Linked DNA regions of Homo sapiens: region 2 is linked to region 1. Evidence: read pairs that join two places in POLR2A ChIA-PET (ENCODE). Cell type or tissue: OCI-LY7. All regions are shown on one strand. Each heading gives the region's core, and the rest is flanking DNA. Links, peaks and the distances in the headings are about the cores only. Region 1 holds the start of LOC112268165 (a long non-coding RNA gene). Region 2 overlaps WWOX (WW domain containing oxidoreductase).

Region 1 (8,295 bases), core at 2,053-6,052:
AGCTCGGAGATGGCTTCCTATTGCTTCTTCATTCTGGGCCAGAGCAAATCATATGGTCGTACTCCAGGGTGAGGAAGTATGTCCCACTTACAGACTGAAAAGGTGCTGCAAGTCTGCACGGCAGAGGGCATGGATAAGGGGTTCGTAAAAACTTAGGGCCATTTAATACAAATTTGTCACATCACACTGGCTTGGATTGATTTTGATTCATTGCTCTGTCGCCCAAACAGAATTATAATTATTTTAGTAAGGAAAGAGGAAGGATACCTTTGGGGCAGACAATGGATAGAGCTTACTATACAAGTCTATAGAGGCATCTCACCTGTAGAAATCTTAAGATGAGGGTTAGCCAAAGCAAAGAGTGGTTCAGGGTGGGAAAGCCAAGGAAGGCCAGGATCCTCACCAAGATTGCCAGCAGGGAGCTCTGATTGTCCACAGCTCTGCTCTCTGCTCACCCCGGGGATTTAGCAGTAACAGAATCCACACTAGAAGGACAGAGTGCTGTACAGACAGAAGGAAAGACGCAGACCCAAACCTTGATAACCATGGCAATGCAATAGGAAATCTCTTTATTTCGTTGGTGCTCAAGTGATACCATTAAGTCCCTTAAGATGCGGAATTTCCTTGCCCCCGCTGCCCCCTTTCTTTCTTTCATCTTATCTATATATCTGTATCTATATCTAATCTATTTTTTGAGAAAGGCTCTCACTCTGTTGCTCAGGCTGGAGTGAAGTGATGCAATCTCAGGTCACTGCAACTGCTGTCTCATGGGATCAAGTGATCTTCACACCTCAGCCTCCCAAGTAACTGGGACCACAATGCCCAGCTAATTTTTATATTTTTTTGTAGAGACGGTGTTTTGCCATGTTGCACTGGCTGGTCTGGAACTCCTGGGCTCAGGAGATCTGCCTGCCTCAGCCTCCCAGAGTGCTGGGATTCCAGGCGTGAGTCACCATGCCAGGCCCCTGCCTCTGTTTAAATGCTCAAACTTGGTATGGAACTGCACAGACTATACGGCTGCTCTCCACTCAAGAATACAAATTGAACATTGACTTTCCTCATTTTTTATCCAGTTTTGCTTTCCAGAGACCCAGATATGGCTTCATTTTTTAAATGAAATTTTGCAGGTCATTAGCTCATAATGATTAAATGATTCTGGTTATTAGCATAAAACACAGCTGTAGTACATAAGAGGTAACCTTTATTGTTTAAATATTATTCAATGTGCCTACATAGCACACAGCAAAAAAAACTTTTTTTCAGACTATTCAGCCATTATGGAAATAACTTATAATTACATTCAGAAATGTTGCAAATGCAACTCATCCTTGCAGTGGGATAAACATTGCCTAGAAGGGTTTGAAGAGGAATCCAGGTTAGAAACAATGAAAATTTTTGGCTGGGCAAGGTGGCTCACGTCTGTAATCCCAGCACGTTGGGAGGCCGAGGCAGGAGAATCATTTGAGGGCAGGAGTTCAAGACCTCCTCATCTCTACAAAAAATAAAATATTTGAAAAAAAAAAGTGAAATTTTTGATATAGAAGAGGATGTAGGGCAGGTAGGGCTCAGAAAGACCCATGCCATATAGCAAAGTTCTTAGTAACACAGGCTTTGGGTTACAGCAGGCTAGATTCAAATCCTGCTGTGGTCAGAATGTCTGTGTCACCCCAGCATTCATTTGTTAGGAGATGGGGTCTTTTGGGAGATGATTTGGACATGAAGACAGAGCCTGCATAATTGCATGAGTGCCCTTATAAAAGTGACCCCAGAAGCTGCCTTGCTTCTTCCACCATGTGAGAAAACAGCAAGAAGAATATCCATGAATCTATGAGGAGGCGGGACTCTGGCCAGACATTGAATTTGCTGCTTCCTTGATCTTGGACTTCCCAGCTTCCAGAACCATGAGAAATAAATTTCTTTTTTTCAAAGCTCCCCAGGAGTCTCTCTCGGTCTGTTCTGGCTCAGGAAGCTGCCTTATTTGTAACAAACAAATAAACAAAAAACAAAATAAATAAAAGCTACCCAGCTTAGATTATTTTGTCATAAAAGCCCCAAAAGACTATGACAAATCCTTCCATCTATGTGTCCTTAGGCAAAATACCCAAACTCTCTGAATACCAATTTTCTCATCCAAAAAAATGGGTGAATAATATCTAAGAGGTAATAACCCTAATACCTCTTAGTGTTGCTGTGAGAATTAACTAAAGTACCATCTTCATGTGGTCAGCACAATGGCTGACACATAGCAAGACCTTGGTAAGTTATAGCTGTTGCTGTCATTCCTGCAGCTGTTATCTTTGTCATTACGCTTACTGTTATTATTAGCTCTGCTATCAGAGTGATGCTGTGGCTGGAGAAGATGGAGACCCATGTGTTCAGGCTGTGAGCATAGGCAGATCCTTTCTAATGCAGAAGGTGCAGACACAGGGCACAGAACTGCCAACTGTGGCTGCTGACACCTGTCTGACTTTGACTGGGTTAGTGACAAAGAAATGACTTGCCTTTTGTATGTTAGCCCTGTGCCTGGCATACTGCAAATATCTATGGTTGATAAATTAATGTTATCATCATCACGTAAGCATCTTGGGAAGTCTGTAAGTAATGGGAGTTGGAGGCTTAACACTGATCTTTGAGCTGGCGATTTTTCCAGCCAACTCATTTTGGACGTTGGTGCTTAAGCATATCCTGTTTTCGAGGGTGGTGTTGGTGGTGGAGGAGGTGATGGTGATGATATTGATAATGACAGCAAGAATGTCTTACATTTATAGAGTGTTCAAAAGGTGCCAGATATTGTGCTAAGTGCTTTGCGGGCATTATGTTATTCACACTTCACAGATATTCTCTTTCTACATGTAAGGAAAAAAAGGCATAAATACTTTATATAATTTACTCAGGATTTTAAGTAGAGGGTAGATTTTAAGTCCAGGCAGTCCAACCCCCTGAAAGCTGACTCTTTAACACCATATGCTTCTGTCTTCCTGGCTGTTTTGTGAATGAGTAGGATGGAAAGGAGATCCTTGAATTGGGAAGGCTACCCATGGACTACAACTAGTACTTGTCTTCAACCTCCATCTAGATGGAGTGCTCACAAGATCCTCTACATCAAACCTGGCTTCTTAGTCCACTGCTGAGTCTTCCCAATTCTGAAAAAAAGGATTCAGGGTATAATTTCTCACACAGATTTCTGGGACAGTGCTTTCTTGGAGCACCACGCCTCACTAATGGAACACTCATGTATAATTCTGGCTTTTGAATTTTTATTTTTTTATTAACATACACAGTCAGCATTGGGTGTGGCTCTGGGGATTCATTCTAGTGGGCAAGTCTCATATTTCTCAACCTCAGGTTTTTCATCTGTAAATGGGGACAATACTGACATCTAGCTAATGTCCTTGAGGATGGAATGAGATATTGAGTATAAAGTATCTAGTAGAGTGGCTAGCGTATAGTGAGTACCCAATAAATGCAATAGATGTTGGCTTTTATTACTGTCAAGTGGAAACAAAAGTATAAGGTTTAAGTAAGCGAACGAAATGGAAGATAATTGAGGAAGAAAATCAGATGATGTCTAAGATAAGGCAAAGAACATTTTGTGAATGTTTAAATATCCTAAGACCCACTAAGGAAGTTTGTGGCAATATTTGCTCAAAGACAGTATATATAATAAATACTTTAGACTGGCTAAGAGAATGGCTCTGAATGTCTACCTAGCTATCACATTTAGAAACGCCCCTTGCCTTCCTTCCAGGACTTTCTTCCTTAATCAGGATTGACTTAACTGTTAACTCCTAGAACTGTCGTTGATTGCTTGCTGAAGTAACAATTAGTATAGACATTCAGCAACTGGCCTCCCATACTGTGATTCACTGACCCAGACTTTGACATCTTGGGCTCAGCCATACCCTGGAGCCTCCAAATCCTCTGCTGGATCCTTTAAGTCCAGACATCTGACAGGGGAAGAAAAAGTACAAGTTTCCAAGGAGTTATTATAGGTCAAGCCTGGAAGCAGTGAGGTCACTTCCACCTGCTTCCCATTGGCCAGAATTCAGTCACATGATCACAACCAACTGCAAGGGATTCTGGGAAATGTAGTCTGGTGATGCCTCGAGGAGGCAAGAGAAATGTTTTCAGTGAACACATTGCCTTCTCAGGCTTGCTTTCTATTGTAGATTGCTTACAATATTGCTTTTAAATTGCATGGTCTTGTACAAATGATACGAGTTTTATTTTGCCTTTTGGAAGGAGTTATTGTCCATATTTGTTAGAGATATATCTGTTTATCAGCATCATTGCAAAGTATTAGAAAGGGCCCTGCCTGGGCTAGGAGCCAGAAGCATTCTTCAGTTCCCAACGGCCATCCAGCCACTCATTGCTGTGTGAGCTCTGGCTGGTCAGTAAGAACCTTTGATCCCATGTTTCTTTATCTTCTTCTTTTTTTTTTTTTTTTTAGCCATAGTCTCACTCTGTCACCTAGGCTGGAGTGCAGTGGTGCGATCTCGGCTCACTGCAAATTCTGCCTGCTAAGATCAACTGATTCTCCTGCCTCAGCCTTCCAAGTAGCTGGGATTATAGGCATGAGCCACCATGCCTGGCTAATTTTTGTATTTTTAGTAGTGCCGGGGTTTCACCATGTTGGCCAGTCTGGTCTGGAACACCTGATCTCAAGTGATCCACCCACCTCAGCCTCCTAAAGTGTTGGGGTTGCAGGCGTGAGCCACTGTGCTGGGCCCCAACTTTCTTTATCAATAGAAGTGGGGAAATCGTACCTGCCCTGTCTGCCTCATTGGATGTGGAAGAAATGACATAATCCATGAGAGTGGCTTCTGAATGAAGAGAACCTGCTAAAGGGAAGACATGATCTCAAGTCAGCCACCTCTGACCCAAATAAGAACACATAATTACAAGACTGTATTGTATAATCATGCAGGACACAAGGTATGCAATTTTAAGGGTCAAAGTGGTAAAAAAAAAAAAAAAAAAAAAAGGAAAATCAAATATAAAAAGGCAGCCCCGACAGGTACGAGCTTGTAGTCATTTCCCCAAATGCCTAAAGTAGACCCATTCCCATTGCTCTAATTTGTAGAGATGTTCTCGAGGCAGCCTGGAGTCAAGACAAGAGTGCCAGCCAGGATTGAGGCACTGTTCCAACTCCAGTCTGGCTGCTTTTTCAACCTGGGGCTTTAGTCATGTCAATATTCCTGAGCTTCCATGTGCTTATTTGAAAAATAGGAAGATTCGTCCAGTCTCAAGGAACTATGATAAGTAGCAAACAATATCCCAGAAAAATCTCCAGGCAAAAATCCACTGGAGGCCAGGTGCGTTAGGTCATGCCTGTAATCCCAGCACTTTGGGAGGTCGAGGCAGGAGGATCTCTTGAGGCTAGGAGCTCGAGAACAGTCTGGGCAACATAGCAAGTCTCTGTCTCTACAAAAAATACAAAAATTAGCTGCGCGTGGTGGCGCGTGCCTGTAGTCCTAGCTACTCAAGAGGCTGACATGGGAGGATTGATTGAGCCCAAGAGGTCAAGACGGTAGTGAGTCATGGTCACACCACTGCCCTCAACCCTGGGTGACAGGGTGAGACCCTGTCTCTAAAAACAAAAGCAAAGTCTACTAAAAATTCACTGGAGCTATGAGAAATCTTAGCCCATGGAATCCAGTCTTCTCCTTTTGTTTCTGGGGAAGCTGAGGTTCAGAGAGATGGGGTAGCTTGCTCATGTTATATAGGGAGCAAAGGACAGAGCTTGGACCAGAGCGCAGAGGTCATGATACCAAAGCCACGGCACCTTTGCCACAACGTGAGCAAGAAAGGATAGCCTTGTTATTTTTAATCCAAACTGAAGTTATGCTTTGGGCTTCCAGAATCTGGGTCAAAAAGAGTAGAAGTCAGGCTCAGATTGACGCTTTTCAAGAGAGAGAAAAAAAAAGAAAAAAATCTTGCCTTTCCCTAGCTAGAGGTCAGATGTCAAAAAAGCTAATAACACAACCCAAGGATGTCATCGACAAATGAAAAAACTGGTGCGATGCGGGAACAAAAGCTATTTTATCATTAATATGCCGCTTTTTTGTTATGTACTCATGCCCCAGAAATTATTGTACAGCCTGTACTTGAGTCCTTAGACAGAAAGCATCTTATCATTCACAAGCTTAGCTATGCAATATATTCCTCCCTCCCCCCAAGGTAGTTGTTGTTGGGTTTTTTTTTTTTTTTTAAGAGATTTACAGTGATCTTTCCATATAGGTTTTTCTCGAAACATATATATTTTTAATTTCTCACCATCTCAGGGGTAAATAAATATATTAAAATAAGCTATGGGATGTACAGCAGAGTATAACAATGATAAATGATGTTGTGTGTAATTTTTCTACTATTAACATAAAGTAATATAAACTGAAGGACACTGGTCTATTGAGAGACTTAGAAGCTAATGTTCCATATCAGATGCGGCCAATGTCAGGACTGAATACAGATTAGGCAGTGTCCTTTTCTCCCCAGGGGAATTAAAGTTTGAGACACCACTTGCTGCCAGTGGTTTTATGGCATTTTGTTGGGGCCGGTGGTGCCTTTCTTGGTCTATTAATTCAGGAGCCGTAAACAACAATGTGAGCAAAATGCTTTTCCGGTGGGATGCATTTCATTTATATGTGCTTGTATCGTCTATACCTTGTCAATCCATTTTGTCACAATAAGTGTTTTTAAATTGTGTAGATTACCTCCACTTCATTATGGTTCCTGGCATTTGTGTCTTATGCAAGGCTATTATGTGAAGTTAGGAAATATTTAAAACTCTGCCTTTCTAAAGAAACAGGGACACGGTGCAGAAAAGTTCATCTGGAGTTAGGCTTGTGTCTTGCCGTCTCTTTAACGGAGAGTTCATGGGCAGGGTACAGTCTGTGAGAAGGAATGAAAACCCCAGGGTAGATGCTAACAAAAATCACTTTTAAAAAATGTATGGTGTCCATCTGGGTTAGCAAACACATGCTCACACGTCTGTGCTTGCTGGATTTTTAAGAACTTACCAGCATTTAAGGTTTTCTTATGAAACTGATTTTACTCACCAGGGATAGAGTCTCAAAGTTGGAGGTATTTTATGTTGTTTTAAATAATATCGTCATCACATGTCATTTTAGACCCCAAAAGTCCACTCCGAATCTCTGCGTATGGAATTGAGGAGGGGTGAGGCTGTCAGAAGCCGAGGGACTTGGCCAAGGTCACATGGCTTTGGACGGCCCCCTGAACCTTGGAGCTCATGTTCTGTGGCACTTTGCATACTGACCTTTCTGCTCTTTTATGCTGCCTGCTCTCTAATATTGTCCAAAAACCTTCTCTAAAGAAAGTACACAAATGGAGAGAGGGGGAATTGGGCATGCCATTGGGAGAACAAATTTATTTAGATATCTTTGGCTGTGTTGACAGAAGCTGCCCAATTATACCCAATATACAAATTTTAAATGCATATTAGTCAAAGTTCCAGTTATGTAGCTTTAGAAAAATTTCTATGTGAATGACTACTTTTCCCTGAAATACGTCCTCCATCTCAGGCACTAGTTAGGAACTTCCCCCGCGTCTGGCATTGCAGGTCTGAGGTTCCGATGAACTCTTTTTTCTCTCCTTCCCCATTAAAATGGGCAGAAGGGAAGGAACACTTGGGTTTCATCAAGCACATTGTTATCCTTCGGGTTGGCTCTGAGATGATACGTTTGTCACGGTTCATAAATTTTATCTTTGCACTAAAAACAGGGTTAGAATATCTTCAATGCAATTATAAAAATGTATTAAAACTGAGAAGGAGAAAAAATATGGCGGTAGATGCGATTTTAATGATTGTGTAAATGTTCATTGTTCCATGGCAAAAAAAAAAAGTCGAGCTTTTCAGCCACAGTATTTCAGACAAATGCCAGGGCCTGTTTTTCTGTAAATGTGTACCGTGTGCTTTTAACACAAAGACAAATATGTTGCTTTAAAATTCCGCTTGGAATAGAGTGACCAGCTGTCGTTATATAATATCTGCAGGCTATGATTGTGTAGGTGCCTGTAGTCACTGGCTATGAAAATGGCCCCAAATAAAGTGGTATCCACACTTCTTCTTTCTCCTACGAATTTGGAGGTCTAGGAACGGGGGTAAGCCTATATGGTCATAATTAGCCTGCAAACGTGAATTAATATGCAGAATCTGTCCCCACTGTGATAGAATTTGCCATTCGCTTCCTTTGCTAAATGGCTTGCAGTGGCAGCTGACGGCCAAAGGGGAAGCTGAGAACAGCAAAGATTCAACTGAAAACATTTTAGGGGGTT
Region 2 (8,295 bases), core at 2,884-6,883, 400 kb before region 1:
GAGAATAATTATTACATCAATTAGGGGTCACTTAGCATGACATTTGTCGGAAAAAAAAAAGTTAGTGAGCCTTTTTGCCATATTAAAAGTCATCACTGCCAAGACATAAATGAAAATGTGTTCGAATTAACCACACCAATGTTCACAAAATAAACATTTTTGATTTCCCAACAGAATCCTAGGTTTAACTATCACTATCATCTTTCATGAAATCAAAGTCATATATGTAAATTGAACACAACTTTCCCTTCCATAGAGAGTAAAAACCACGCTTTGGAGGGTAGATACAATTACCCCAGGGTTGTCTTTTCCCACTCCTCACAATCCCACCAGTGCACATGCAAGGTGATGTCCTTCCTTTAGCTATAGCAAATAATGTTAATTATTGTTGGTGTTAAATAATGATTATGTAAAGCACTAGACTAGACATTCGTCGGCAAAGTTTTTCTGCAAAGAATCAGATAGTAAATATTTTTGCTCTCATCAGCCAGACAGTCTCTGCGGCAACCATTCAAGCATTGTTGAATACATTGTTGAGTGTTACATGAGACTATTGTAATATAAAAGTAGCCTGGGACAACACATAAATAACTGGGTGTGGCTGTGTCCTAATAAAACTTTATTTACAAAGAACAGGAAGTGGCTTGGATTTGGTATCTGGCCTGGCAGCTGTGGTTTACTACTCCTTGGACGGTGGCCCAGAGACCCTTTAAATGAAATTCATTTTACTAGCACCCTTTTTCATCATGAGAAATATATTCTGTTTTTCTTAGAAAATGGGTTATGTTAGGTCTGGTCAAGGTAAATAAGTGTTGAGAGTCGATGTTGTGTGCATAGTTAATTTCAATTCTTTGAAGAAACTCCCCCATGATATTTCACGGCTGAGAGAAGAGGAAAGAGTTTAAGTGGAACAGTGTGCTTTGCTGAGCTTTGGAAATATTACCATATAGGGAAGCAGGTCAATAAGACAACTAAGTGCTGTTTCAATAACGAAGATACTGAAGCGCTAATTGGAGTATGGAACCATATAATGATGATAATAATTGCTAATATTTATCAGCTATTTATCATGTGTCATGTACAGCTAAGCACTTACATACCATCCCATTTTATCCTTATAATGACTCTAAGAGTGGGTTAAAAAATGGCAGAAGAATGGCAGTGTTTAATGGTTCAGCCTGGTGCAATGATTAACCACATTTTACAGACTAAGAAATTAAGAACCTCAACCAAGTTCATGCTAGCTGGTACGCAGTAAGGCTAGAACTTCGTCCAAAATCTCTTCTTCTGTTGAGCTCAGCTTGCATAGTAGCTTGGAGAATCAGAAAGATCTGTCTCATTTGGGAAATATACCATGTAAAAAACATTGTTTCTAAAGGAGATTTGTCCCATGAGTAAAATAGATGATGGACAGCCACTGCCTAGTGGGACAATTAGAAAGGTCAGTTCAAGGTTGGAGGAGATGCTTCTTTCAGCCAATTTTCCTTTTTCTCAGGATCACCTCAGGTGATCCGCCCACCTCAACCTCCCAAACTGCTGGGATTATAGGCGTGAGCCACCGCTCCTGGCCTTTCAGCCAATTTTCTATCACCAAAGGGAAATCGTTTTGCTGGAATATGTGTAAAGGAGGTTAAAGTCAGAAGAGATTCTCGTCCGCTCAGTTAAGGTACTCAGACTATTTTCCAACCAATCAAGAGGGTGCTGCTTCATGGAGTTCGTTTAAGCTGAAGCGGCAGCTGTTGACTGTCATTTGCATCATCTTTATACATTTACTGTGAATGTCACTGTCCATTTCCACTTTCTTTCTACTTGTCTTCAAATTGATGCTTATCAAGTAGACAGAAGAAGACCAAGGGGTCGTTTTGCTATTTATACCTCCAAATTGATGGCGTGATCACTCTCAAGTGCAAACCCAGCCCTGACACTGTCCTGTTTGGCAATGTCCTGCTATCTGACCTGCAAATAGCTACACTTCCTGCTGTGGCCCACCCAGGCCTCTGGGATCTGATCCCTTCTCCCATGTCACCTGTGGCCATGTCTTCCCCAACCCAGGCTTCTCTGCTCCGCTGCTTATGTTCTGGATCCTGACTCTGAGCCTTTGCTTGTGTGGCTCCTCTCCCACTTGTCCATCATCATGTCAGTTATGTAAGCATAGATTCCAAAGTGACAATGAGGGTAGTTAGGATGGCAAGAGGAGAAAAACCAAGCTGGATTCATGGATTGCTTGTGTCACGTCCTCTACAGAGCCTCCCTTCTACCTGCTCTTACCCGGGCACCACAGTTGATGAGTTATTTTTTGGACCATCAGCAACACACCCAATCATTGTACATGGAATACTTCGGGGATGCTTTTTTCTATATTGATTTTACTTCATTAAACTGAGCTCCAGAGGAGCAGAAACTTTGGCTAATACATCTTGGTCTTAGCTTGTAATATCTGTGCTACAACTTATTAAGATGGTGACGCTGGCAAATTCCTTAATCTTTCTAATTCTTAATTTCATCAGCAAAGATGGGAAAGGATACTAACACCACTCTGGGTTGTTGAGAGGATTCAATAACTGAATATTTATAAAGCGTAGTACCTGATACTTAATAAAAAAGTGAATTTTAACCTGTGTCATCATTGTCATCGTCTTTATCATCCTTTGCAATTATTACATTTACTGCCTTCTAGTACAAGGAAGGGGATGGGTGGCTGGCTGGCTAGGTGGATAGAAGGATGGAAGAGGTAAGTACAAGGAAGGGGATGAGTGGCTGGCTGGCTAGATGGATAGAAAGATGGAACAGGTAAGTATAAGGAAGGGGATAGGTGGCTGGCTGGCTAGATGGATGGAAGGGGTGGAAGGGGATGCAAGAGGTAAGTACAAGGAAGGGGATGGGTGGCTGGCTGGCTAGATGGATAGAAGGTTGGAAGACAGGAAGGATGGAACGGAAGAAGAGGGAAGAACAAAAATGGAAACACATAGTACTGTTAGGTGAACTGAACTTCTAAGGTGCCGATTCTCAGTGATAGAATCTTGAGTTGATACCTCCTTGGGTGGCATGGAGCCTATACCTTTGTAGATCTTGGGAAACAACTTCTAAAGTAATCATAGTTGTATGTAATCGTAGTTACAACAATAGTTATTTTAGGCACATAACCCAAAGGTTTTCTTACAAGGAATCTATGAACCTTAAGAGTGAGGGCTTCTGTTAAGAGTAAGGGCTTCCCTGGAGTGGACATGGATCATGGGACTGAGCCAGCTTGGCATTGTTGGGTTGAACAGGGAGCGACACCTCTCAGCCCAGTCTATCAAGCCTGCTCTTTGACCTGCAGTGAGACCACCCACGCAGACATCAATGCAGCAAATCCCCGGCGTCAGGGTTTCAACATTTGGTTACTCTCAGAGAACTCTCGATTTATATAAGACTTGGAAAAAGGGTTTGAGTTTCTGTGGTTTACAATTATATTTCCCAACTTGGCCCATGAATCCAGCTTGGTTTTTCTCCTCTTAGCATCCTAACCACCCTCATTGTCACTTTGGAATCTACACTTACATAATTGACATGTTGAGAAGCTGTGCTAAAACCACACTGAAATCACATTTTAATAACATGGGAACCATCTTTTCCCAGTAAATTGTTGAGAAGCTAATTCTTGTCAGCCTAAAAACTTGAATATACATTTGAATAAATCAGCGGTGCTACACCGTGGCAGCCTGCTGAAAATCCCCAAGGAAGATTATATTTTTAGTTGAGCTACTTGTCACTGCACTGTGTTTTTAATATTGTGAGTCCTTTCTTGTCTTCATTTTTGAAGAATCTATTGCATACCTTGTCATTCAGAAAAACATAAACGGGACCTCTCAATTAGCGGTAAAGTTCGTCAGTTTAACTTTTAAGCTTAAACTCCTGTTATAGTTCGGTCACTTACTCGTCATCAAAAAGATATTTGAGCTGATATTATGCAATAATTTATAACCAAAAACAGGAGGAAAAGGTCTCTGTTTGTCTCAGAAGTACAAGTTATGCATAAGGTGACAAATTACACAGCTTTGGGAAATGGGTCTTAATGGAATGCACCAGGCTAATAGAAAAGCAGTGCCTCGATTTCCCACCTCAGATCTGAAAACTCCTGAGAGACTGACAGGGCGGTTCCCCAGCTTGGCTGTGTGAGGAATCAGCTGGGAATCGAACACTGCAGTCTGGCTGTCACCCCCAGGATTCTAATGTAATTGTTCTGCATTGTGGATCGATGGATGGATGGATGAATGGCTGGACAGAAGGAAGACTTGGAAAAAATCTTTGAGTTTCTGTGGTTTACAATTTTATTTCCCAACTTGGCCCATGAATCCAGCTTGGTTTTTCTCCTCTTACCATCCTAAGGAGGGAGGGAGGGAGGAAAAGGGGGAAGGAAGCAGGTAGAAAGGGAACAGGGAAGGGAGGACTGGAGGAAGGAAAGCAGGGATCATTCTGGAGTGTACACTGGGCATTTGATTTTAAAGCAAATCCAAGAGATCATTAAATTTGTATCAATGAATACACTGTTACCCCTCAATCAACACTACAATTCATATATCAGAATAGCACTTTGTTACTTGTTTCTGAGATAGGGCTGGCTCTGTCACCCAGACTGGTGTGCAGTGGCACGATCACAGCTCACTATGGCCTCAGCCACCAGGGTTCAAGTGATCCTTCCACTCAGCCTCCTGAGTAGTTGGGACTACATGCCTGCACCATCATGCCTGGCTAATTTTTATTTTTGTAGAGACGAGGTCTCCTTGTGTTGTCCAGGCTGGTCTCAAACTTCTGGAATCAAGTGATCCTCCTGCCCCTGCCTCCCAAAATACTGGGATTACAGGCATGAGCCATGTCCAGCTGCCTTGTTTTTTTCTTTGAAGAGAATGATAGACCTTCCATAGGAAAAATGTTAAATATGTGTGTGCAGAAATAAAGATTTCAAATATTTTTGCAAGATATTTTTTCTAATACCACTTTTTTCTACATTTTCCATAATTTAGTGAAGATAGTAAATTAACAAAGTGGAAAAGACTGAATATTTTAAGAAAAGCCAAGTTTAAAAATTTTGAACCTAATATTTCTTAAAGTAGCTAAAATTCAGATATTGAGAATAAATTCAACTTGACATGGCAAAATTCTAATAGGCTGAAATAATGTTTTGGTCTAGAACTATGTAGCTTTGTGTAGCCCATCAATTGTCTAAAAAAAGAGTAACCTATTTTGATGAAACTCGCTGTATCTTGTAACCTGTATCCTGTCTTGGTATTGTGGGAGTATATATGATTTAGGGGAAAGAGTCTGGAGAGACCTTAAGTCTGCTTTAGGGAAAGGGTGAGGAACCCCACTGAAGGCTACTTAACGCATTTTGAGAATGTCAGTAAAGATTTCTCAGAGCCCAGGGATTTTTTTTTTAATTGAGACATAATTTACATACAATACAATTCCTTTTTTCTTTTTTTTGAGACGGAGTCTTGCTCTGTCGCCCAGGCTGGAGTGTGATGGTGTGATCTTGGCTCACTGCAACCTCTGCCTCCTGGGTTCAAGTGATTCTCCTGCCTCAGCCTACTGAGTAGCTGGGATTACAGGTGTGCGCCACCACGCTTGGCTAATTTTTGTATTTTTAGTAGACACGGGGTTTCACCATGTTGGTTAAGCTGGTCTCAAACTCCTGACCTCTAGATCCGCCTGCCTCTGTAATCCCAAAGTGCTGGGATTACAGGCGTGAGCCCCTATGCCCAGCCAAAATTCATTATTTTAAGCTGTACAATTGAGTGATTTTTATTACGTTCACAAAGTTACGTTACCATTACCACTTTTGAATTGCAGAACAATTTCATCACTCCAAAAAGAAATCTCATAACAATTAGCAGTTATTTTCCATCGCTACTTCCTCCAGTCCCAAGGCAATCAGCAGTCTGCTTTCTATCTCTACCTGTTTGCCTATTCTGGACATTTCATATGAGTGGAGTTAGATAATACATGGCCTTTTGTGACTGGCTTTCACTTAGCATAATGTTCTAGAGGTTCATTTATGTTATTGCAAAAATCAGTACTTCATTTCTTTTTATGGCTGAAAAAAATTCCATTATGTAGATGTGCCATATTTGTTTATCTGGTTGTCAGTCGGATATTTCTGTTGTTCCTACTTTTTGGCTACTGTAAAAGATGCTGCTATGAACATTATTGTGATTATTATACCTTATTTGTAAACATCATGGGTGGGGGGTTGCAGTAAACATGTTGGAAAGTAGGGTTGGAGGTCCGTAGAAATTGGGGGCTTCAGCACTTCCCCCAAGCTCAACACCAACCCCCTTTCTGAGCCCCTCTTGAAGGAGAGTTCCCTGGGACGTGCCTGGTATTGGTACAATCAGTCAGGAAGCATTTTTCCTGGGGAGAAACTTACAAGTCCACGATCAAAGCCAACAAGAGACAAGGTGTTACATGACTCATTTTCGGTTTAAGAAGTGACAGGCTGATTCTAAGTTGGGTTCAATTATTTTGTTAAAGCGTTTTGCTTATTTGACTTCTCCTGACCTCGGAAATAATTCTAACCAATCAGTGCTGGCTCCCATTGGCCCTGGGGTCTGGTTGCTTTACAGCTGGTGACAGGGGGACCACTCCACTACCACATGTGAATTAATCCTCAACTCCAGAGCCAAGTGCCATTCTCCAGCAAGGTTGTATTTCTTCATTAGCTATTCCCAGGGCCCAGAAAGTCCCAGAGGATGTCAGAGTACATTAATTTTTATCATAACATGGAATCTTTCAGGTCTGAATGGCAGCACACGGCTGTCAGGGGCTTCTGAACTCTATTACAGCTCCATATATCTCTAGGCAAAACAGAGGAAAGAGTCGTCATTGGCAAGGGAGATGTACAAAATGCATGAGATGTTTTATTTTTTGAGTGACTTGACCACGTGCTTAAGCACATTCCCCAAACAATTTTTTTCTTATTGTTTGTAAGTTGTAAGTTGTAAATTCACCTCTGCCACCACCTATTAAAGCCCACTCCCTGCATTAAAACTGTATAAAGTGTATTTAAATAAACTCTCTTTGCATGATGTGAATGAAATCGTCATCTGGTACTTAAAACTATTCTATAAAGTTATTAAAAAATTAATGTTCCCTTCCCATGATTTTTCTGCAGAATTTATGCATCCATGATACTGCAGAAGTTCATAAATAATGGCTTGTATTGCTGCTTTAGTATTGCTTTATGCCTACGAAATATAATGTTAATTTGTAGCAATGCTAATGTGTTTTCAGGAAGGCTCTTTGTTTATTGCCTTTATTTTCCCCACTTACCAAGTGGGTAAAATGCTTTGAGGGTTGCATTTTATGTATTCAGGAGGCCCAGGTATTATTTTAATAGAAGCACTATTGACAAATACCAGTCATCCCCCCTGTGCCAGGCCCTGGATGAGGCACTGCTTCGCATGGGGGCTCCCCAGATTGTCCCACAAGGAAAGCATAGTCAAAGACAAAGTTTTCAGTTGTAAGAGTAAATGTGTTCTGCCTAGGCATTGTCAAGTAATTTACTGCCAGCTCTAGCCCTTCACTCAAGTTTCCTGGATACTTTTGACTTCTTAGCCATGGATGTGTTTGAAGGCTGCATGGACCTTCACTTACTTGCACTGCAGGTCAGCCTAATTGCATGAGCTCTGTGGACCACAGAGCAGGGTTTTCCAAAGTTCACCAAGACAAATATTGTATTATCTTAACATATATTCATTTTTTAAAACTGAAAATCAGAAGAGCAACTCCACCTAGCAGAAGTCTTTTGCAAAGGGCGAGGCGAGGCTAAAAAGTATAGAAGAGTTCGTTTCCAGTGCAATTTTATAAACACAGATGGTCCTTAAATTAAGCAAATGGTACCTAAATGACTGTGTTGTGGATAATGGTAACAGAGGGAGGGACTCGGGGGTTTTTTAAAAAGTACTGATTGTATGCAGTGTTTTAAACAGATAACTGTGATCTTAGTGTGATGAAAGATGCTGGGAGATTTCACCAGTGGTATCTTATTATTTTTCGGGGATTTTGTAATTCAACAAAATTCTGTTGTATGCCAAGCATAACCCTAGGTGTGAGAGCACAAGGTGACTTCAGATACCACCTCTATCCTTCAGGGGTTTGGGGCCCATTATTATGACTTAATCCATTTTGGGCGTGAGAAGCTGAGGGTCACAGAAAGAACCAATTCCCTCTTTAAATAATGCCACCCCAACCCTCCTCATCTGCCAGGTCTTTCCCTTCTTCTATTTGTATGAATAATAGTCACTTTCTCTTGTGGAG

What was found. ChIA-PET counts read pairs that join two places held together with the same protein. Peaks named below come from ENCODE experiments on the same cell type or tissue, not always from the same donor. Only the 100,000 strongest peaks of a DNase experiment are listed, where the experiment ranks them.
Region 2: POLR2A ChIA-PET joins it to region 1 with 6 read pairs; 2 of 35 experiments call an interaction of 5 or more read pairs at or near these places.

The regions. Positions count from the first base shown.
Region 1 is chr16:78,792,397-78,800,691 of GRCh38, forward strand. All of the region lies in intron 8 of WWOX (WW domain containing oxidoreductase), which reads left to right. It overlaps LOC112268165 (a long non-coding RNA gene), which reads right to left and starts at 4,026. Exons shown (of 2, transcript XR_002957855.2): 1 at 3,780-4,026; 2 at 1,185-1,973. In OCI-LY7, for the core only: no CTCF peak of the experiment used is centred there; a DNase peak (open chromatin) is centred at 4,065; H3K4me3 peaks cover 376 bases.
Region 2 is chr16:78,396,255-78,404,549 of GRCh38, forward strand. The region is part of intron 6 of WWOX (WW domain containing oxidoreductase); the gene reads left to right. Among named protein-coding and RNA genes, the nearest start is that of WWOX-AS2, 100 kb to the right of the region's middle. In OCI-LY7, for the core only: no CTCF peak of the experiment used is centred there; no DNase peak of the experiment used is centred there.